2 separate regions of the Mus musculus genome follow, and region 2 is linked to region 1. Evidence: chromatin loops called from intact Hi-C (ENCODE). Cell type or tissue: left cerebral cortex. All regions are shown on one strand. Each heading gives the region's core, and the rest is flanking DNA. Links, peaks and the distances in the headings are about the cores only. Region 1 has its middle 54 kb from the start of Gm30365. Region 2 has its middle 96 kb from the start of Lacc1.

Evidence for each region. A loop is a pair of places that touch in the nucleus more often than their neighbours do. Peaks named below come from ENCODE experiments on the same cell type or tissue, not always from the same donor. Only the 100,000 strongest peaks of a DNase experiment are listed, where the experiment ranks them.
Region 2: a loop joins it to region 1, with 2.2 times the contacts of the local background. A loop is called at or near these places in 9 of 42 quality-filtered maps.

The regions. Positions count from the first base shown.
Region 1 is chr14:76,889,834-76,892,752 of GRCm38, reverse strand. No RefSeq gene overlaps it. Among named protein-coding and RNA genes, the nearest start is that of Gm30365, 54 kb to the right of the region's middle. In left cerebral cortex, for the core only: no CTCF peak of the experiment used is centred there; DNase peaks (open chromatin) are centred at 933 and 1,262; H3K27ac peaks cover 777 bases.
Region 2 is chr14:76,938,994-76,941,912 of GRCm38, reverse strand. No RefSeq gene overlaps it. Among named protein-coding and RNA genes, the nearest start is that of Lacc1, 96 kb to the left of the region's middle. In left cerebral cortex, for the core only: no CTCF peak of the experiment used is centred there; DNase peaks (open chromatin) are centred at 819, 1,242 and 1,710.

The DNA of each region.
Region 1 (2,919 bases), core at 296-2,795:
GCTATTGGATGGAACACAGGGCCTCCAATGGAGGAGCTAGAGAAAGTACCCAAGGAGCTAAAGGGGTCTGCAACCCTATAGGTGGAACAACAATATGAACTAACCAGTGCCCCCGGAGCTCGTGTCTCTAACTACATATGTAGCAGAAGATGGCCTAGTCGGCCATCATTGGGAAGAGAGACCCCCTGGTATTGCAAATTTTATATACCTCAGTACAGGGCTACACCAGGGCCAAGAAGTGGGAGTGGATGGGTAGGGAAGTGGGAGGGGGAGGGTATGGGAGACTTTTGGGATAGCATTTGAAATGTAAATGAAGAAAATACCTAATTTAAAAAATTCCCCCTTTCTTCCTGGTTATGGTGGCTCTGGCTTTCTCTGGGTCTCCATTACTTTAGTCTCTTCCTCTTCTCATATGCCTTTCTCTCTGCATCCTGGTCTTTTTTCTTGTGGGAGAGCAGTCACCTGAGGTAGCCATATGCTAGCCAGATATGCCCCACTAACTACATCTACAAAGACCATGTTTCCCAAATAGGGTCACACTGTGAGTATTTGAGAAGATTTGAGTCAGTGGCAAGAAGAAAATCACCTTATTGACTTTCTTTCTTCCAAAACACAGTGTTTAGTCCTGGCGGCAGGACTGAAAGCAGCAACCTCCTGTTTGTCTTGATTCCAGATTGCCTCGGACCCTGAAAGCCACAGATATGAAATGTGTGCCTTGCTGTGGGAATGACAAAGAAACATTTTCTAAGGTTCTTGCTTGCTGTGAAACAGGGGATTGACTTAACTTGCTTGGAAGGGCAGAACACAGCTTATAAAATCTGATGTAGGGTTTATTATACTTTAGCGCAATAGACCAAAATAACCCGGAGATGTTGAAAATAAAGCAGAAAATTGGTATGGCAGTCAAAGAATAACACGTCAGCCCGAGAATTGATAGAAACAAGCTTTCTAAAAACTGCCTTAACAAAAATAATCATGAATTGTAAACGGTGCTGGCCAAAACACGGCTCTTGTAATCTGTCATAAAACTAATTTTTTTTTCAAATTGAAATGAATCAAATAATTGAGATGACTTAAAAGAAAGAGTTTTTAAAAACACAGTTGCAGCTAAATTATAATGGAGCCACCCACCCACCCTTGTACAAAAAAACGCCAGCAGAAATTCTGGCAAGTCAGACAATACATTTCTCAACTCAAAATCAAGATTTTTTTTTCCTTTTTTACTGTGATATAAAATGGCTGAGCTGAATCGGAGAGAAAGCAAGAATACTTTTAGTATCCCTCCCTTGGACAAACCAGATTTTTCAGCCTCAAAATAGCAGTCACGATAGCTGGGAAGCAGCCTGGTCCTCCCATGATGAAAGTACTTCTGTGTATGTGACCCCTGAGACGCCTGCTGGATCCAGTCGTTAGCGTAGCCTTCCAGAGAGCACTTCATGAGTCCTTTGCACCCCCAAAAGTAGGCTAGACTGGGAACATCTGGACAACCTGACACACTCCTCTGTCTGTCTTTGACTCTGTCTCTGTCTCTCTGTCTCTGTCTCTGTCTCTCTGTCTCTGTCTCTCTGTCTCTGTCTCTCTCTCTCTGTCTCTCTCTGTCTCTCTCTGTCTCTCTCTCCCCCCCTCCCTTCCTGTGGAAATCCCCACTTGTCCCTTGCCGGGCCCAAAGTGAAGAGTGGTCTCTGCCACATTCTCCCCTTGCTGGGATGCTAAACTCAAGCACACACCCAAGCAACTAAACTAAATGTCTGTAACTAACAAGTCAGCAAATCTTTACTTTCCCGAGTCACTTGGTGTTTAGCCACAGAAATTAAAATAGAAAAGCAATTAAAATGTTGCACAGAAATCATACAGGCAAATTACGAAAAGTAAGATAAAAGACAAAATAAACAACAAAAATTGAAAATGGTTGCCTGGGAGGAAGAAAAACGGGTAAGGAAACTGCTAAGTGTTTTAGCTTCATTGGCGACTTTGTAGTAACCTTTGCGTTTTTAACTTATTAACATAATACTGTGAAAAATATAAAAATAAAATGCAAGTACATTGTATATTTGTAAAACTGAAAAACACACTCTCTGTAGTAGCTCATGAGAGAACTCAGACAATATCTAAGAGATAAATATTTCATCCTCCCTTTACATGGGAGGAAGGGGATGCCCAGAGACTCTGCCAATGATAGTTTTAAGAGGTAGAGCCACGGGTTAGATCCAGGTTGGTTTCCTGTCTCAGGCCCCCTCACAATATGCTCCTACTTCTCATTAGCTTTCAGCTTGACGTTTCAATACCATCTGCACGTGCTACCTAAAAGTCCCCCACCAGAAGAATAATATCCTTCATCATGTACCACCGAGCTAGATAAACGAAGCCACAGCTGATCTCAGGTCTCCTTTGTACCCTTGGCTGGGTGATACGCTGAGAAACCTTCAGGTGAATAGCTTTGAAACAGTAATGCTTTTTGTAATGGATAAATGCTCCTCATTAGATCATACCAAGACACAAGGAGCTGATTGTATCACTTAATAAATGGTCTCAATTCCATTCGGTACACCTGGGAAATAAGAGTCCTATTTGCTGCCAAGACATGATTGCATTAAACCTTAATGATGTACCTGTCACAGGGTTAGATGAGAATATTATAGCTGAGTGTCATCTATAGTACTGGGGTGTTCCTTAGATTTACCCTTCTCTGAGCCCGAGGAATGTCATTGAGCCCAGCTTCCTGCTACCACTCTGTGTAGCGGCTGATTAATATTGCCTCCATCCCACAGCACGGGGCAACACTACTTCTTCCTTGTGACTATGTGTGTGTGTGTGTGTGTGTGTGTGTGTGTGTGTGTGTGTGTGTGTCCTTTGACTCTGCCCTTTGGTTCCTGGGAAGGTCCTTACTATCTTGAGTCTGCAATATGCAGAACTCAATGG
Region 2 (2,919 bases), core at 155-2,654, 49 kb before region 1:
CTTTTTAGTCTGCTGTGGTATATAATTAGCATTCAAAAGAATAAACCTGTCAATCGCCTGGAAAGGAAAAGACCTCCAGGGAAGCCATCTGTTCTAGGGACTGTAGAAATAGTCTAAGTCTTGCTTAAGAATTTAGGTGGACTCCATGGTCTTTCTGGCCAATGTCCACTCTCCCAGTGACAATATTTTCTTCCCCCAATGGTCCCATTGGCCATCACCAGCTCTCACCTTGGACAGTGACCTGCTTAGTTTGTAAGAAGTCTTGTCTGTTATGTCCTGTGAGACTGTTAGAAACTTCTGGACAGTGATACTAAGGACCAGCAGCCGAGTAGAGTCCAGAGGCAGAGCCCAGTAACAAAAGGTCAACAAAGTGTTGTACATCACTATATAAGGATAGTGTGTGAACCTTGAAACCATCAGGTTAAGTGGGAGGAGCTAGTTACAACAGAGCACATGGTATACGTCACACATAGGCAATGTCCAGAGTAAATCAAGTCATAGACAGAAAGTAGGTATGTGGCTGCTTAGGACTGGAAGAATAAGGAATAAAAGATGCTAGCCCAAGGGAAAGAGATTACTGATTTCTTAATGGTCACATATAATCTATAAATATATATAAGTGCATTGAACTGTACCCTTAAAAGGCATAAATTGTACAGTTTGTGGCATCTTGGTAAAATTACTAACCACCCCCTACCCCTGAACCCTGTTGTGGGACTCTCAGAACTCATGGACAAATCTGATGGCAGGTATCCAGAAGTCCAAGAACTTAGTTACTTGAACTGGGTAGTAGGCATGGAAGGGACTGAATTGAAGTCAGAATGTCCCCAGAATAAAGAAGCCATCCTGCTTAGCTCCCACTAACCCTGCACATAAGCTTATAGAGGATTATGCCCTGTATACATGATGCAGCCCCAGGGATTCAAGATAACTGACTGACTTTGAAGAAAAGTTGGATGTCAACATATTCCTTTTTTTCCCCTAATATTTTGTTTTGTTTTCAATTAATTCAAAGGGTAGGAAGGAGGAAAGGAAACAGGTTCCCTTGTAGCTACAATTCAGAAGGGATATAGAAGCCCTTTATTCCTATGGTAGCAAAGAGAAGCTGTCCCACAGTACTTAAGTCATACTTTTCTACAGAGCTAGCAAAAAGCAATGGACTCCCTGAAGCCCTAAAGAACTCACTTCCAAATTTAATTTTGGCTGAGGAAACAGAGTGAGAGGATGGCAAGGAGACAGGAAATAGTCTAACAACCTTATTCTTAGAAATCCAATTCCAGGACTCTGAGCTGATCCGAAAAAAAAAAAAGCTGCCAGAAAACCAAATTTTCTTCCCTCAAATACTGACAAAATCAAGTAGGTAGCGGCAATGAAGTTTAGATGGTACTCGGCATCAATTTTCGAATTAAATCAAATTCAAGTTTAAATCACACTGAGGTGCCATTCCACAGGCACAAGAATGGTCAAAACTAAAAAAAGAAAATGCTAGCACCAAACACAGGCAAGGATGTAAAACCCCTAGCACTTTTGTGCATGGTTGAGGAAGAGAAGACCCCAGAAGCATTCCTTACCAGGCAACACACAGCCACCACACCCGACTAAGAAACACAGAGGGCCACAGAAACCTAGAGTGAGAAGTTTGGTTTCTTTGAAAAACACAGACCTAGTATAAGAATATGTTTTCACTGTGATGCCAGGTGTGGGATGTGGGACTGTGTAGGACTCTCCACAGTAGCTGGCTGATTTGCCTTATCTTCCGGCAGAGACGTAATTTTTGCCAGCAGCAGAGAGTTTCTGCAATTGTGTGATGTTTGGGATGCTGGAGACTTTTCAGAAGATATATAAACACTAGGACCCTGAGAGGTACTGTTGCTATTGTTGGGTTGTTGGTGGTGGTCTGTTGGTTAGTTGCTGGTTGGTTGCCGTTGGTTGTGGCTTCTTAAACAGTTGTGCGCAAAGAAGAAACTAGGAGAAATTAGATACCCTAATAGCAAAGAAGATCAAACTTGACTAAAAAAATCTGACTCTCCTAATCAGCAGGAAATAATCTAATGATAATTTTGCCACTTTTCCCCTCTATCCTTTTTTTTTTTTTTTTTTTTTTTTTTTGGTTTTTTGAGACAGGGTTTCCCCTGGCTGTCCTGGAACTCACTCTGTAGACCAGGCTGGCCTCGAACTCAGAAATCTGCCTGCCTCTGCCTTCCTAGTGCTGGGATTAAAGGTGTGTGCCACCTTGCCCAGCTTTTTTTTTTTTTCTTTAATCCTTTTCTCTCTATTATCTAGTGTCAGAGGGTTGAAAGGGTGTAAAGGGGGTGGAGAAGGGTGGAAGAAAGAAGAACCCACAAAGTAGACAAAAGTCTGATTACAGAAACAAAAAAGAAAACACCCACCCAACAAAGACAAGACCAGATAGATATCAGAACCTAGAATTACAATCATCCCAAATCCATGTGCCTACATGCTGGTATAAAACCACAGTCACCGCCAGTCAGGACAATATGTTCCCACTAGAGCCTGACAATCTTACTACAGCGGGCCCCAGGGATTGCTGAAGGACAGCTGAAGCACAAGACAGGGGTGGCACAGAGCTTGCAGGAGCAACCAACCAATATCTGATTTGACTTCAGGCCTACTCTACGAGATGTAACCCATACCCAATACTGCTTGGGTAAGCAAGAACCTGAGCCCACCGAAATGGAGAAGTATTCTTCTTTCTCCACATCCTCGCCAGCATGTGCTGTCACTTGAGTTTTTGACCCTAGCCATTCTGCTTTGTGTGAGGTGGCATCTCAGGGTTGTTTTGATTTGCATTTCTCTGATGACTAAGGACTTTGAACATTTCTTTAAGTTGCTTCTCAGCCATTCGAGTTTCTTCTGTTGTGAATTCTCTGTTTAGCTTTGTAACCCCCTCCCCCTTTT